Regions from separate parts of the Homo sapiens genome. Here region 2 is linked to region 1. A link is an interaction called in ENCODE POLR2A ChIA-PET data of the cell type or tissue named here. Cell type or tissue: K562. All regions are shown on one strand. Links, peaks and the distances in the headings refer to the core of each region. The heading gives the core; the rest is flanking DNA.

The links. ChIA-PET counts read pairs that join two places held together with the same protein. Peaks named below come from ENCODE experiments on the same cell type or tissue, not always from the same donor. Only the 100,000 strongest peaks of a DNase experiment are listed, where the experiment ranks them.
Region 2: POLR2A ChIA-PET joins it to region 1 with 5 read pairs; 3 of 35 experiments call an interaction of 5 or more read pairs at or near these places.

What each region holds. Positions count from the first base shown.
Region 1 is chr11:75,452,321-75,460,048 of GRCh38, forward strand. GDPD5 (glycerophosphodiester phosphodiesterase domain containing 5) reads right to left here. Exons shown (of 17, transcript NM_030792.8): 5 at 5,373-5,466; 6 at 4,437-4,496. Among named protein-coding and RNA genes, the nearest start is that of KLHL35, 23 kb to the left of the region's middle. RefSeq lists an enhancer at 4,019-4,617. In K562, for the core only: no CTCF peak of the experiment used is centred there; no DNase peak of the experiment used is centred there.
Region 2 is chr11:75,586,077-75,593,804 of GRCh38, forward strand. MAP6 (microtubule associated protein 6) reads right to left here. Exons shown (of 4, transcript NM_033063.2): 4 at 842-2,108. The coding sequence ends at 983. The region is part of intron 1 of MAP6-AS1 (MAP6 antisense RNA 1); the gene reads left to right. Among named protein-coding and RNA genes, the nearest start is that of MAP6-AS1, 6.7 kb to the left of the region's middle. In K562, for the core only: no CTCF peak of the experiment used is centred there; a DNase peak (open chromatin) is centred at 3,965.

The DNA of each region.
Region 1 (7,728 bases), core at 3,282-5,781:
CAGAGCTGTGAAATAGGGATAGTGAGTACCTACCTGGAAGGGGGTTGGGGAAGATCAGTGAGGAAATGCAAGTGAAATGCTTAGTACAACGGCTGGCCAGAAGAAAATGCTTACTAAATCTCAGTGATATCATTTTAAAAAGTGAGCATGATATGGGAACAGGATTATTGTGAGGAGTGAAATGACTGTGAAATTCTGAGTGAAAGGTGCCTGACACATGTGGTCAGCACCCAATAAAGGATGGTTACTGCTGTTATGGTGAACGCAGTGCCTGGCACACACAGGAGGTGCTCAGTGAATGCGCCTTCCTTAAGCTGCTGCTGGAGGGACAGAGGCTGGACACCAGGAAAAACCATAAAGCTGGGGCCAGTGCATGGAGAGAAGTCTGAATTCACCAGGAGAGGTGATGAAGTAGACATAGCAGATGGCAGGTAGAGGCTGATGGAGCCTTGGTAGGAGGCAGAAGCCCCAGCCCCAGCCCAGCCAGTAACTTGCCTTGGGGCTGTGTGGTACCCAGTGCTCCTCTCTGGGGCTCAGGTTGGGTCGCTGACAGACGCCTCCTCTGTGCAGGTCCTGGGCTGGGGGCTGCTGCCACTGAGGCAGGGGAGTCAGGCGAGGACAGAAGAGCAGTGCAGTGTGCTCAGGGCAGCCTGGGGAGGTGTGAGCTGTGACCAAAACACCTCACAGAGGGCGGTGGGTGGGGCAGGAAGGGGGGCATCTCAGGGAAAGGGCCTCCTGTTTACTGTAAAGCTCCCAAGAACCCTTCAGCCTGCTCCCTCACCTCCTGGGTACCTCAATTTCTCCTGAACACTCACCTGGGAGAGATTTCTGGGAAACAGGAGATTTTGGCAGACTGGGGAGGAGGAGGAAGGTCCCCACATAAGCACCAGATCTACTCAGCACCCAGCCTGCTGTGAATGGCTCCCTCTCACCCTGTCCTGAGCATCTCTGTCCTCCCCTCCTCAGGACCCAGGGGAACCAGAGACTCTCAAACTTCATGATTAAAACATACTATAGGCCAGGCATGGTGGATCATGCCTGTAGTCCCAGCACTTTGGGAGGCCGAGGTGGGCGGATCACGAGGTCAGGAGATCAAGACCACCCTAGCTAACACGGTGAAACCTCGTCTCTACTAAAAATACAAAAAAATTAGCTGGGCTGGTGGCCGGTGCCTGTAGTCCCAGCTACTCGGGAGGCTGAGGCAGGAGAATGGGGTGAACCCAGGAGGTGGAGCTTGCAGTGAGCCAAGATCGTGCCACTGCACTCCAGCCTGGGCGACACAGCAAGACTGTCTCTAAAAAAAAAAAAAAAAATACAAACATACTATAAAACTGTGGTCTTTAGAGTGCTATGTTGCTGATGTAAGACCAGATAGATAAATGAAAATAAGCAAAAAATTCATAAATAGATCCAAATACATAAAGAAAATTTAGTATATGATAAAAATAGCATCTCAAATGAATAAAGGACAAATTCTCAGTAGAGAGAGTTGGAAACGTTGGGAAGCCATCTAAAAAGAACAGAGTAAGATCACACTATACCCCAAAATAGCTTCCAAAAAGAGAAAAAATTAAATGTTAAAAACGTGGAAATATATAATTACCAAGTGACACCATAGAAAAATTTTTATAATCTTGGAGTGGGAAAGACCTTTCTGAGTCTGACACAAAACCAAGGAGTCATCAAGAGATGACAGATTCAAGTATGTAAGAATAAAAAAATATATATCCCCATGGTAAAAACGCAATGAGCAAAGTCCAAGGATGAATGACAAACTAGGAAGAATTATTTGCAGTTTGTTAGCCAAATGGCTAATTTCCCACATCTATAAAGAGTTCCTGCAAATGAATAAGCAAAAAGCAATGGCAAAAATGGCAAAAGATATGAAGAGACAGTTTTATAGAAAAGAAAACACAAGTTACTCAAACATGTGAAAAATGCCGAATCTAACTCACCCGAAGGGAAATGCAAATGAAAACTACAGCAAGGTACCACTTTTCACCCATCAGGCTGACAAAAGCCAATAAATCAGCTGATGCTTTATGGGCAAGGGTGTTTTTATAGAACAACTATCCATTGCTAAGAGAGCATGAATCGGAGGCACTTGGCAAGGAGGCCATTTGGCAAGATCAAAATGATGAAAGTACACATTCTTCACCCAGAAATTCCTCTCCCAGGTCACCACCACATCGTCCTGGCAAAAGACAGAAAGCAGCTGGGATGTCGATCCGGTCTATCAACAGGGAACTGGCTAGACGCCTAGGGAATCAGGGAATATCCAGACCAGGGAGCAGGAGCAAGGGATGGATACCAACAGGGATGCTTTAATGCAGCGAAGAAGGAGCTCCAAGAATTCTGTTAAGGTGCGGAACAGAGGGTGGAGTAGGCGACTGTTTGTGTTTAAAGAAAAAAGAAAAAGGAAATGCATATGTACATGTGCATGTGCTTAAAATCTGTCTGGAAAGATAGTGAGGAGACTTTCTTTGTATACTTTTTTGTGCTTTTTGTATTTTGAATCATGTCGATGTATTACATGGTCAAAAGTTAATTAAAGCAAACAAAAAAGAATAAAGAGTCCTTAGAATTTTAGAATCAAATGGCAGAATCTTAGAAACAGAAGAGAATTTCCAGGCCCTGCTGGAACACTCTGAGCTCTGGGGAACTCCCTCCTGGTGGGGCGGGTCGAGCTCTGGGTCAGCTCCACCTGAAAGGACCCTGCTCATGCTGCGATCTCACATAGGGGGCAGAGGGCAGAGGAAGGCACCCTGGGAGCTGGCACCAGCATGGACAATGGGATCTGCTTCCTTGCATTGATCTGCCAGCTCCAGCTGGCTCAGCGGCTCTATAGGCCTCTCCACTAGAATCAAGCATGTGTGACCTTACCTGCTGAGAGCCAGGCATGGCCCCAGAAGGTGACCACAGCATGTGCCAGCCCCACCCGGGGTGCCAGCTGGTGCAGTTCTTTCAAATGCCAGCTTTGCAGCCAGGAGAAGAAACTCCCTCACAGAGGGGATAGTGGAAGCCCAGAGGAGGCCTGTGAGTAGAGTGAGGGCAGGAGGAAGGTGGGGGGACCAGGGGCTGCTCACGGCTCCTACCACTCTAAGACTTCAGTCTCTGGGGTCTGACTCCCAAGCTCCAGGCCCATGTAACAAACCGGCCTCGGTGCCTCCCTGGATGCTCACAGGCACCTCCCACTCCACACAGCCCAACCCAGGCTCATGCTGTCCCCTCTTCCTTTCCTATTCCACATCCGTCTTCTAGCTAGAAGTGAGCCCCTCCCCTTGGAGTCATTCTGGCCCCATCTCATGGGCTCATGGTAGTTTCTGAACATTTCTGCCCTTTCCTAAATGGCAGGCCCACGGGGAGCCAGGCTCTGGGGAAAGGGAGACGATCCAGATGTTCCTGGGAGGGAGGGGCTCTGCCTTGGTCAGCTCGGTACCACTCTGTGCCCACCAGGGCCCCAAGAAGGCCAGGCATCAGAAACACACTTCAGCACTATGCCTGCAATGGACGTAAGGCAGAGAGTTAAGGCTCCGGAATGGGTGAAGCCTGTCTGCTTTGGGCCCAGCCCTGAGGGGGGGCACTGGGAACAGGGAGATGGAGGTTAACTCTGGCCTGCAAAGAGCACCTTGACTGGGTGGGTCGGGGTCAGGGAGCCAGACGAATACTGAAAACACAAAAACATAGCTGTTCAGACATGTAGCAGGGGAGGCTGCAGGGGCTGAGGAAGTCCCGGGAGAGAATCCTGTGTATGTAGGGGAGGTACTGAGGAAGGGGTCCGAGAGAAAAAGGGAGGGCAAGAGCAAAGTGCTAAACGGGGGAAGGAGGCAGACATGCTGGGAGAGCATGAGATGTCTCATGTAGCAGAAGCTGAGGGTGACTGTCCCATGATGGGTTGGGAGATCAGCAGGGGCCAGATCATGCCAGGTAGGGAAGTTTGGGTCATCCTGGGAGCGGTGGGAGTGGTGGAAAGGCTTTAAGTTGGGGAATGCCATCGCCAGATCAGGGTTTTCAAAAGAGCTCACCAAAGAAGGAAGAGGCAGGTGAGACCCGAGGCAGGGCCCCCAGAGGGTGGGTGCCACAGTATGAGCTGTGAGCTCTGCTGGTTAATCACATGACTGCGGGACCCTGGATCTTCCATGTTTAAACTGGGAGACCTTAGGCAAATCACTTAACCTCTTTGTACTTCAGTTTCCCCAACCACAAAATGGAATGATAACAGTACCTACATCACAAGGTTGCTGTAAGGGTTAAGTGAATGAAGACGGGTGAGGTTGTGAGAAAAGTGCTTGGCGCATAGTGAGTGCTCAGCCTTAGCTATGAGAACAATTCTAACGGTGATCCAGGGGAGGGACATGGTGGCCAGGCCCTTCCTCTGCTGCTGCTGCCTCCAGCTTCCCTTGCTCTCTCCCAGCCCCGGCCGAGGCGGCCCTTACCTTGTGCAGCCAGTGCAGGTTCATCTGCTGCCCCACGGCAATGTGACATAGTGCCAGGACCTGAGGAGGGACCCACAGGGTGATTGTCAGGCCCGTGTGGGCGGGAAGGCTTTGCCAGTTTCTCAGACACCCTGCTCCCCACTGCGGCTCTGGGCCTGACCCTGGGCAGAGGCAGCGAACCTCCCTCCAGGCGATGGGAATGCGCTGCCCTCCCCAGCCCAGCCCAGACTAGCCAGCCTGAGCCTGGCCTCCTCCCAGATGATTCCAGGCCTCTAGGCTCTTCCTCTGTGTGATTCCCCGTCAAGAGGTCACTGGGTGCTGCTGTACTTGGACTACTCAACTTCATTCATCAAACATTTTGGGAGTTCCAGTCCCCGGGATTCTGAAACAGACTTGAGCCTGTCCCCAAGGAGCCCCCAGTCCAGCATGGGGGATCCACCTGCATCTCAGTGAGTGGAATATCGGGAGCAAGAGCCTGAAGCAGAGGCTCCTGGAAGAGGAAGCCTGCAGTGGGCCCTCTCGGCCAGGACAGCTCTCACTGGGTCCGGGGCAAACATTCCAGGAAGGGGCAGCCTAGAGAGACGGGCAAAAGCAAGAGGACCTCCTGCTTTGGGGGACCCAGGCCTCAGGTGCAGCAGCCCGAGAGGCCCTGGGCAAAATCTGAATTAATGTGCCATATGTAGCCAACTTCCTACTAGTGGCATGAAATAGCTTCTGATTAGTCGCTATTATAAATTAAGATAAAAATGAAAATGTTATACATATCTTTCTGTATTTTTGATTACTTCCTTAGGATACATTCCTACAAATACAATATTCCTACAAATACAGCTTTCCCCTTTATACCAGGGTGGGACCCTCCATCAGCCCAGCACAGGGCCAGTATCCCTTCCCCTGGGAGCAGGGCCACCTGCCCTCCAAAACAGCCCCATGTACCAGGAGGCCAGCGATGTATGCGAAGGCAGCAGCTGTGGTCACAAGGATGGGTACGGGCCAGTCGCTCCAGTAGCCCATGCGGTTGTAGAGGTACCTGCCAGGAGGAGAGGGGGCAGGGGTCAGACCTCCACCAGGCCACTACCTGGCCCAGGAATCAGGATGGTCTGAGCCTCCACACAGACGACAGGCTGGGCTCAGTGACCAGGCTGTGCCCACCTAGCAATAAGGCTCAGCGTCTGCCTGATGCTCTACCATGCCTGCTCATGGCAGCCACCCGGGGACCAAGAAATGTAAAGGAGAAAATAATGCCCCATAATCCTATTGGCCAGAAGTAATCATTACCAAGGCTGTGCTGGATCTTCCTCCTGTGGGTTCCCCCGCCCCCATGCCTATATGTTTGTATAAACAGCAAAGCCAGGACCCCGCTGCACAAAGCAACACGGTCAGGAGCACAGGCTTTGGAGTGAGGCACACAGGCTGGATTCACATCCCCTCTCGTCTCTGCTTTTCACTGTCTTGTAGGACCTTGTGGAGGACAGGCTTCACTGATTCTAAGATGCCATCGATTGTCACTGTCATCTCAACTTCAATGTTAAGATGTGAAAATTGGGGGTCTTAGAATTGATCGAATGTAATACTTGACTTCTCTGAGCCTTAGTTTCCTCACCTATAGGATGGGGATAAGAAAGTGCCTTTTGAAGCCAGGTGTGGTGGCTCACGCCTGTAATCCCAGCACTTGGGAGGCTGAGGCGGGCGGATCACGAGGTCAGGAGATCGAGACCATCCTGGCTAACATGGTGAAACCCCATCTCTACTAAAAATACAAAAAATTAGCCGGGCGTTGTGGCAGGCGTCTGTAGTCCCAGCTACTCGGGAGGCCGAGGCAGGAGAATGGGGTGAACCTGGGAGGCAGAGCTTGCAATGAGCAGAGATCGCAGTACTACACTCCAGCCTGGGCGACAGTGTGAGACTCTGTCTCAAAAATAAATAAATAAATAAATAAATAAAATAAATAAATAAAAAGTGCCTTTCATGGGGTCTCATGAGGATGAAGTGAGGTGAGATGCATGGTAACTACTCAATAAACTCTCTTTGTTTTTGTTTGTTTGTTTGAGACAGGGTCTCTGTCACTGAGGCTGGAGTGCAGGGATGCGAACATGGCTCACTGAAGCTTTGACCTCCTGGGCTCAAGCAATCCTCCTACCTCAGCTGGGACCATAGGCACCCACCAAAATATCGGGCTAATTTTTTTTGTATTTTTTGTAGAGGCAGGGTCTTGCCATGTTTCCCAGGCTGATCTCAAACTCCTGAGCTCAGGTGATCCTCCTACCTCAGCCTCCCAAAGTGCTGGGATTATAGGCGTGAGCCACCACACCTGGCCAACTGTCTTCTCAACACAAGCATTTACTTATGCCAGTAAAAATCCTGAGAAAATGTGATTTTTAAAATAGCCACGTGGTTTTCCACTGAATTAATGTACCATATGTAGCCAGCTTCCTACTAGTGGCATGAAATAGTTTCTAATTCTTCACAATTATAAATTAACATAAAAATGAAATTTTTATACATATCTTTCTGTATTTTTGATTACTTCCTTAGGATAGATTCCTACAGATACAATTATAGGGTCAAAGAGAATGAATTTTTTTTTTTTTTTTTTGAGACAGGGTCTTGCTATGTTGCCCAGGGTGAACTTGAATTCCTGGGCTCAAGCAATCCTCCCATCTCAGCCTCCCCAGTACCTGGGACTATAGGCACATACCACTGTGGCTGGTGGGATTGAAATTTTTAAGGGGCATGATAGATACTGCTTAGATGCTCTCCAGAAAGAATGAACTACCCACATCCGGCTGGGCGCGGTGGCTCACGCCTGTAATCCCAGCACTTTGGGAGGCTGAGGCGGGCAGATCACGAGGTCAGGAGATCAAGACCACGGTGAAACCCCGTCTCTACTAAAAATACAAAAAATTAGCCAGGAGTGGTGGCAGACACCTGTAGTTCCAGCTACTTGGGAGGCTGAGGCAGGAGAATGGCGTGAACCTGGGAGGCGGAGCTTGCAGTGAGCTGAGATCATACCACTGCACTCCAGCCTGGGTGACAGAGCGAGACTGTCTCAAAAAAAAAAAAAAAAAAGAATGAACTACTCACATCCTCCTTGTACAAAGGGGGAAACTGAGGCTCAAAAGAGGCAGCAACTTGTTCAAGGTCATCAGAAAATCTGAGCGCTGGGCAGCTTCAGCCTGCTGTCATCTGGGACCTTGCCAGACAGCTGGGAAGGGACACCGGGAGGAACCCATGGGGCATCTGCCCTCCCTGGCCCTCATCCTCAGAGTCCAGGGGAAAATCTACTGCCTGG
Region 2 (7,728 bases), core at 2,661-5,160, 130 kb after region 1:
TATATATATACACACACACATACATACATACACATACACACGCTTTTTTTTTTTGAGACCGAGTCTCGCTCTGTCGCCCAGGCTGGAGCCAGGCTAGAGTGCAGTGGCACAATCTCGGCTCATTGCAACCTCTGCCTCCCAGGTTCAAGTGATTCTCCTGCCTCAGCCTCCTGAGTAGCTGGGTTTACAGGTGCCTGCCACCGCACCCAGCTAATTTTTTTATTTTTAGTAGAGACAGGGTTTTTACCATGTTGGCCAGGCTGGTCTCGAACTCCTGACCTCAGGTGATCCACCCACCTAAGCCTCCCGAAGTGCTGGGATTACAGGCGTGAGCCACTGTGCCTGGCTCTAGGTATATTCTTTAGAAGCTCTCAGTTGAGCTGTCATGGATATTGAATGAGGATTAGCAGGTGTTAGGTTATACAGTGTCCTGAGACTTATGATCAGAGCCTGGTTTCCTCAAGAAGTTTGACCCCTGGATGAGCTTTAAGGCTGAGCTCTTGGCAAACAACTGTCATCCAGAATTCCCCTGTGCCAGGTGGGTCCCTGCTCCTGTTTCATCTGCAGGCTTCAACTCAGCTACCCAGGGCTCAGCCTGCTGGGATTTGGCACCTCTTGTGAGGCTGTCATGGTATCTGACCCTTGCCTTATCCTGCCCACCTCCGTGATGGGGTCCTGTTTCCATCTAGCATCGCCTACCCACTCCCATCTCATGCTGACAACTCACAGGAACTGGTGCTTCTCAGACCCCTCTGGTCCAGACGGGTGAATGCAGAGCCTGACAGGCCCACCTATACACATGTATGCACCCCTGCCCAACAGAGACAGAGAGAAACATTGCTGAGCCAGAGGGACCATTTTTATTAGATTCCAGCAAGACTACTGTACATGTTTCATGCAGATTAAATATGTGTCTTCACTGCCCCTGGGAGGGGAGCACTCTCACTGTCAGCTCCTTCATTGGTGTGTCAAGGGGTGAGTGTCAAGGGGAGCTCTCAATGTATTCCGTATGGGGGGCAGTTGGGATCATGACTCGGGGTAGAGGTGAGACAGTAGGTAGCTGAGGGTCCCTGGGACCTTGAGTCTTCAGAGGTTCAGGGACTGCAGGACCTTGGTCCTTTGCTGGTACTGGCACCAGAGGATCTTGATCCTTCAGAGGCACTGGGACTATAGGAACTTGATTCTTCAGAGGTTCAGGGACTATACGACCTTGATTCTTTGGAGGCTGTAGGACTGTGGGGCCTTGATCCTTAACTAGTACTGGGAGAATGGGGTCTTGATTCTTCACGGACTCGGGGACCACAGGACCTTGATTCTTTACAGGTGCCACAACTGCAGAATCGTGAACCTTTGCATGCTCTGGGACTACAACATCTTGATCCTTGACTGGCCCTGAGACCACTAAACCTTGATTCTTTACAGGCTCAGAGACCATGGAACCTTGATTCTTTATGGGTGCTGTGGCCATGGCACTTTCATCCTTCGGATGCTCTGGGACCATGGGATCTTGATCCTTGATAGGTGCTGAGACCATGGGACCTTCATCCTTGACAGGTGCTGGGACTATGGGACCTTCACCCTTGACAGGTGCTGGGACTATGGGACCTTGATCCTTGACAGGTGCTGAGACCATGGGACCTTGATCCTTGACAGATGCTGAGACCATGGGACCTTCATCCTTGACAGGTGCTGGGACCATAGGAGCTTGATTCTTCACAGGCTCAGGAATCCTAGGACCTTGATCCTTTAGAGACTCTGGTACCACAGAGCCTTGATCCTTAACTTTTGCTGGAACCATAGGACTTTGATTCTTTGGAGGAACTGGGACCGAGGGACCTTGGTCCTTGACTGGTGCTGAGATAACAGGGCTTTCATTCTTTAAAGGCTCAGGGACCGTGTGATCTTGATCCTTGACTGGTAATGGGATCATGGGACCTAGATCCTTTGGAGGCCCTGGGACCACAGAACCTTGCTTCTTCAGAGGCTCTTGCACCATAGGACCTTGACCTTTCAGAAGGCCTGGGACCACAGAACCTTGATCCTTGTCTGGCTCTGTGGCTACAGGACCTTGAGTCTTACTTGAATCACTGACGGGTTGAGCCAGGCTCCTGCAAAGGAGAGAGAGGTGATCACTGTGAGAGTAGAGCTCAGGCAGGGACAGGGCAGAGTACAGATTGCCTAATAAGTCTTGGCCTAGTGGAGCCTGGGCCGGGCAGCTCTTGCTGGAGAGCCAGGAGAATATGATTTCTGTGTTCTTAGTACAGAATGTGGGCGGGGGTGAGGGAGGGGGGTGAGGTGAAGGCTCAGGAATCAGTCATTCAATGTGCTTGCCAATTGATTATAACCTGCACGTGGCACAGGGGGTGGCACGCTGGTGACAATGGCAGTACTGTAGCTGGACTCGGAGTCATCCAGTAGGCATCCCAGCAGCCCGTCCACCCCACATTCCATCCAGGTCCCTACTTTTTCTTCTAGGATCGTTGGGCCCATCCTGGGAGCCCCATCTCAGCTGCCCACCAGATGCCCCCACAGGCCAGGGTGCTCTTTTCTTGTTCTCAGGGCCTTCAAAGTTCTTTTGCCTCCCTGACTCCCTGACCCCCTTGTTAAGTGCTGGCTGCAAGAAGGGGCAAGGGGTCCATGGCATACCAGGAAAGGAAGCAGTGGGAATGCCCCTCTCTCCCTCTCCTGCAAGGGGAAAAGTATTTTATCACTGACATTGTATAGAATGAGCAGCATATAGTGATAATAAAAAGCAGGCCAGCTATTAGTTTTTTGTTATTTGTTTTTGTAGAGACGGGGCCTCACTATGTCACCTAGGCTGTTCTCCAGCTCCTGACCTCAAGTGATCCTCCCACCTCAGCCTCCTGAATAGCTGGACTACAGGCAGCTTTTAGCTTTATTGCTTTAAATTCTCCATAGACAGTGCGCCCTGTGATTGCATGCACCACTCCCACTACCCCCAACCTTTGCTAGGTGACTCAATGGGACTCCGCTTTCAGGTAGGGATGAGGCCCTGATCCCCTAACTCCATTCCCACTTCTGGCTCTCTCTGCTCTCCTGAGACCTTTGCCCTCACCAACTTCCAGGCTCTTGGGCTTATTTCCCTATAGCCAAGAGTCCCAGTCTTTCATCAGAATCCTCAGGCACTGTTCCCTCGCCTCACTGTGGCCGTCTGCCTCATCCCCTGGCCCACCCACACTGTGGAGAGCGTGTGACAACACTAACACTCAAAGGCAAGCATTGCCACACTTAGACCCGGCCAGCCTGGAGCCCTCTGGTTTAGAGTGCACACTCCTTCCTTGCAGGCCATGTTGGAAGTCGAGAGAGTGGCATTGCTCAGCAAGCATCACAGGCCCTTGCACGCCTACAACACATCCAGCTTTCCGAATGGCTCCCTTTTATAGCTCATTTCAGCAACAGAGCAGCCCTGTGAAGCACACAGGAAGGATTTTCTTACCCTTACTTGTCTGATGAAGAAAATGAGGTCATGAGAGGACAAGTGATGGGGAAAGTGAGGGGACCCCCACGGACTAGCATCTGGATCCTTCCGCTCCTGGATCCTGTGCTCTTTCCCTTAGTGTGCCTGGCACATAGTAGGTGCTCAATGCAAGGTGACTATTACTATTACTCTATTTATTGGGTATAATGATATTTACTCAGAAATCTATAATGATTAGAGGTCAGCACCTAGAGCACCTTGTACTATGGTATTATTGGGTAGTATTATGGTTGTTTTTCTGTTTACTTAGAAGTAAAATTATGTGTATTTGGACTGCTTTTATTCTTCTGTGTTGTCCTGATGCAGAAGCTTTTTACTGTATTTAGCATCCTGAGCCACCCAGGGACTGGTATTTCTCAGCAGAGTCCACACAGCACAGGCAACCTCTCCATCTAGTTCCCCTGGCTGTCCCTGAGCATCACAGTGGAAGGGGCCAGGGCAGCTCTCTGGCTCAGCATGATATGGAACACAGCTGCTCTGGCCAGATAGACACAGTTGGCTGCTATCAGTAGGACCTTAGTGTTTGAGAAGAGAGCCAGGCAAGGCTGTGAGAAGCATGTGGAATCCAAAAATGGCATTAAAATACCTCCAGTCACTGGTGGCTGGTCAGAGAGGAAAAAAGAAAAACCGAATTCAGAACAGAGCCAAGCAGGAAATTGATTAGGTGTATTCTCTTAGATTGTGAAGCGACCTGGGTGGTGTCCTCCCAACAGGGTGAGGAAGCTGAGAAGGGACAAAAGAAAAAAAAGGGAGCTTAACTCCATCTCAGGGGCTTGGGCTGCAGAACCTATCCCAAGGGTAGGACATGGGCCTGGAGTCTCCTGCTGGCCTGGAGGTCACAAAGAAGGCCAGCCCTGCAGCCTGGGCCAGGAAGTACATTTCCTTGGATATCTACAGCATTGGCTCCTGTGCCACCTACCAAATTTCTGTTTAATGGGCTCTTCTGTTTAATGAGCCAGTTGTGAGCTAGCCTCAACTTTGCATGGATACATAACCCCATATTGCTTAGGTTAGAAAACTTTTTTCTTTAGTGGGTATCTTTAATCATGGGAAGGTTATAATTAAGATTAAAATGATGAATTAAATCAAGTCCCCAATATTACTTTTTTAATATTAAGTTTAAGAAAAACCCTGTAATCCCAGCACTTTGGGAGGCCGAGGCGGGCAGATCACTTGTGGTCAGGAGTTCGAGATCAGCCTGGCTAACATGGTGAAACCCCATCTCTACTAAAAATACAAAAATTAGCTGGGTGTGGTGGCAGGTGCCTGTAGTCCCAGCTACTCAGGAGGTTGAGGTGGGAGAATCGTTTTAGCCCAGGAGGTGGAGGTGGCAGTGAGCTGAGATCACACCACTGCACTCTAACCTGGGTGACACAGTGAGACACTGGCTCCAGGAAAAAAAAAAAGAAAAAAGTTTAGGAAAAATGTGCATAGATTTAGTTCAAAGGTATTTGTAATGTTTAAGATAATTTAGCGTATTAGAATGTCTAACAGATTAGCTTTGTAATCCCAATATAAAATGTGTAACGGAATAATTAAATTAGATGTATAACCTAAAGCTGAAAGATATGACAGTTTTACACATTTTTAAACAACGATGGAACTTTTATGACAAGCCAATGGTCACCATATTTTTAATCTTAATTTATTTAAAATTATTCATAATTTAATTTATATTTAGGGTAATTGAATTAAGCTATAACATCCTCCTTAAAAGAGATTGTTACATTTTACTAATTTTATTTTTGTTACTTTTTATTAAGCATTCATCTTTAAAATCCAAGCAGCCTGGACAGTTTTTCTATGCACGAAACTGCACGCAAGGGCACCGTGAAATCCTCACTGACACTGACTGGTCCTCACATGGTTCCAGTTGCCTGCCAGTCTCCCATCTGTAAAGTGCCCCACCTCCTCCGTGAGGCTGGTATGAATGAGGCAAAGCCACCCCCTCAGGGTGGAAGCTGGTTCGTGGCTTGGGGAGCAGAAGCAGGCTGCATTCAGCCCACTCAGGCCACAGGCCAGCTGTCCTTGGGCATGGCCCAACCTGCACAACCAAATCTGGTGCCCTGGGTCAGCAGCATATGTTCTCAAGACAGCATATGCCACGGGCGCCTTCTCCCAGCCTGTGCACCCCGAAAGCACTAACCTCTCAGAAAGTACAATGACCTGCTGGGCTGACCTTGGTTTCTGTGCTGCTTATTGCCTGAAAGGTCTTGGGCAATTGTTTAACCACCATAGACCTCAGTTTCCCCACCTATCAAGTGGGGATAACGATATAAATGTCAGGGATTATTACAACAGAAAATTTTGCTAGGTGGGCGTCTGGAATAACAATTCTTGATATTTTCAGAGTGCTTGGATAGTGCACAAATAAGTCCACTTCTGTAATAACTGTGATAGCAGTTTACTAAAATGCTCATGCGTCTGTTGCCTTATGTCATTCAACCCTCACAGCAGTCCTGGGGGAACCCCATTTTCCCTGCATCATCCTCTCATGCTGTTTTGCACACTGCCAGCCCGGGCTGTCTGTTTCTGCTTCACCCACTTTTCTTTGTCAAGGCCCTGCCTGTCCTTGAAGGCTCCGCTCAGCTCCCACCTCCTCCCTGGTCTTCCTGCCTGTGTCTCTCCAGATTAGTTTCGTTTGCATCCCTGCTGCAGCACCGTCTCACAGTCTCTCTCTCCGCTTTCTCACATATCCCCACTGCAGGCCAGGCTCCCCCTGCTAGACAGAGAGCTCCCTGAAGACAGGGGCCAACCTCCTTGCCTGCAGCCCCAATGCCCAGCACAGTATCTGAAACAAAGAAGGCAAAATGGAAAGATTTAAAAGTTATTGTTGCTGAAAGCTGGTTCATCCTCTATTCCTTAGCCCCTGCCAGAAACTCAGATTCATCCTTGATACCTCCCTCTCCCTCAAAACCCTCACCCCATCCATCAGGTCCCATTGATTTCAGCTCCTAACATTTATCTCTTGAATATTCCCACTTCTTTCCCTCCCTCCCTTCCCCTACCACCTGCTATGCCATCATCTACCTGGACCACTGTCACAGCCTCCTGACTGCTGTCCCCTGTTCCATGTATTCTTGCTCTCCTCCAACCCATTCTTCATACAGAAATCAGAATGATCTTTTAAGAGAGCAAACCCTATCTTGTCCCTTCTTTGCTCACAACCTTTCAATACCTTCTCCTTGTACCAAGAACAAAGAAGAAAATGTGTTACACAGCCCCACCTAGCTGGCCAATCTACCCACTTCCTTACCCCTTCACCCCTCTCCTTCCTGCCTTTCCTGGCTTTCTGTGCCCAGCATTCTGTTCCTTCGGCACGCCCTGCTCCTTCCCATTTTACAGCTTTTGCACATGCAGCTGTCTGCTCCTGGAATATTCTCTTGTTCCCTCTTCACCTGGCTAGTGTTTACTCAGCTGTCATCTCTCAGCTCACTGAAGCACTGCCCTGGGAAGGCTTCCCTGACCCCACAGTCATGGCCAGCCCCCTGCTACAGGCTCTCCTAGTCCCTGGCACTTGCTTTCCTCTCTTATCTCAGCTAATTCCTTGTATTCTTTTGGATTAATGTTTCTCCCACTAGACTGAAGTGTCCAGAGGGCAGGGACCATGTCAGTTTTGCACATCATTGTATCCTCTGTACCTTAAATGAACAGTACCTGAGCCCAGGTGGGTTCTGACTTAATACTTGAGTGAATGAATAAACAACAGACTGTTCTGTGCCAGGCTCTGTCCTATTTGCAAAACTTAATGTTCCAAGGTTATATGAGACATCTTGTCTTAGACACTTCATTTTCTATCCTTCTTCCTGTTTCCATGGAGACAAGGTAATGCCTCCTGAGTGCACACACACTGACATTGGATCCATACTTTCCAGAGTCTAGCAGCAGGATTACTGAGCCCTGTCCTCCACTGGATGGTGAAAGGACTTCACTCCCTCCCACTGATTCCTGCCCTTGCACACAATTCCAGTCCTATAGTCCATCCACGTGGTTTTTTTCTTCCCAGATTGTCTCCTGTTGCACCATCAAAGCAGCCAACAGCTGTGGCAATGCTCCTGGCATAGGGCATAATTCAGAGAGTGGGGAGCCTATGGACCCTGTCCTTGAATCTCCTGCCTTCCAGGGAAAGTGTGGGAGTGTGGGGCAGTGTGGAAAAGCCTTGAGGAAGAAAGACACTGAGCAATAACTATGGGCCAGGCTTGGTGCCAGACGTTTTAAGATCTATTATT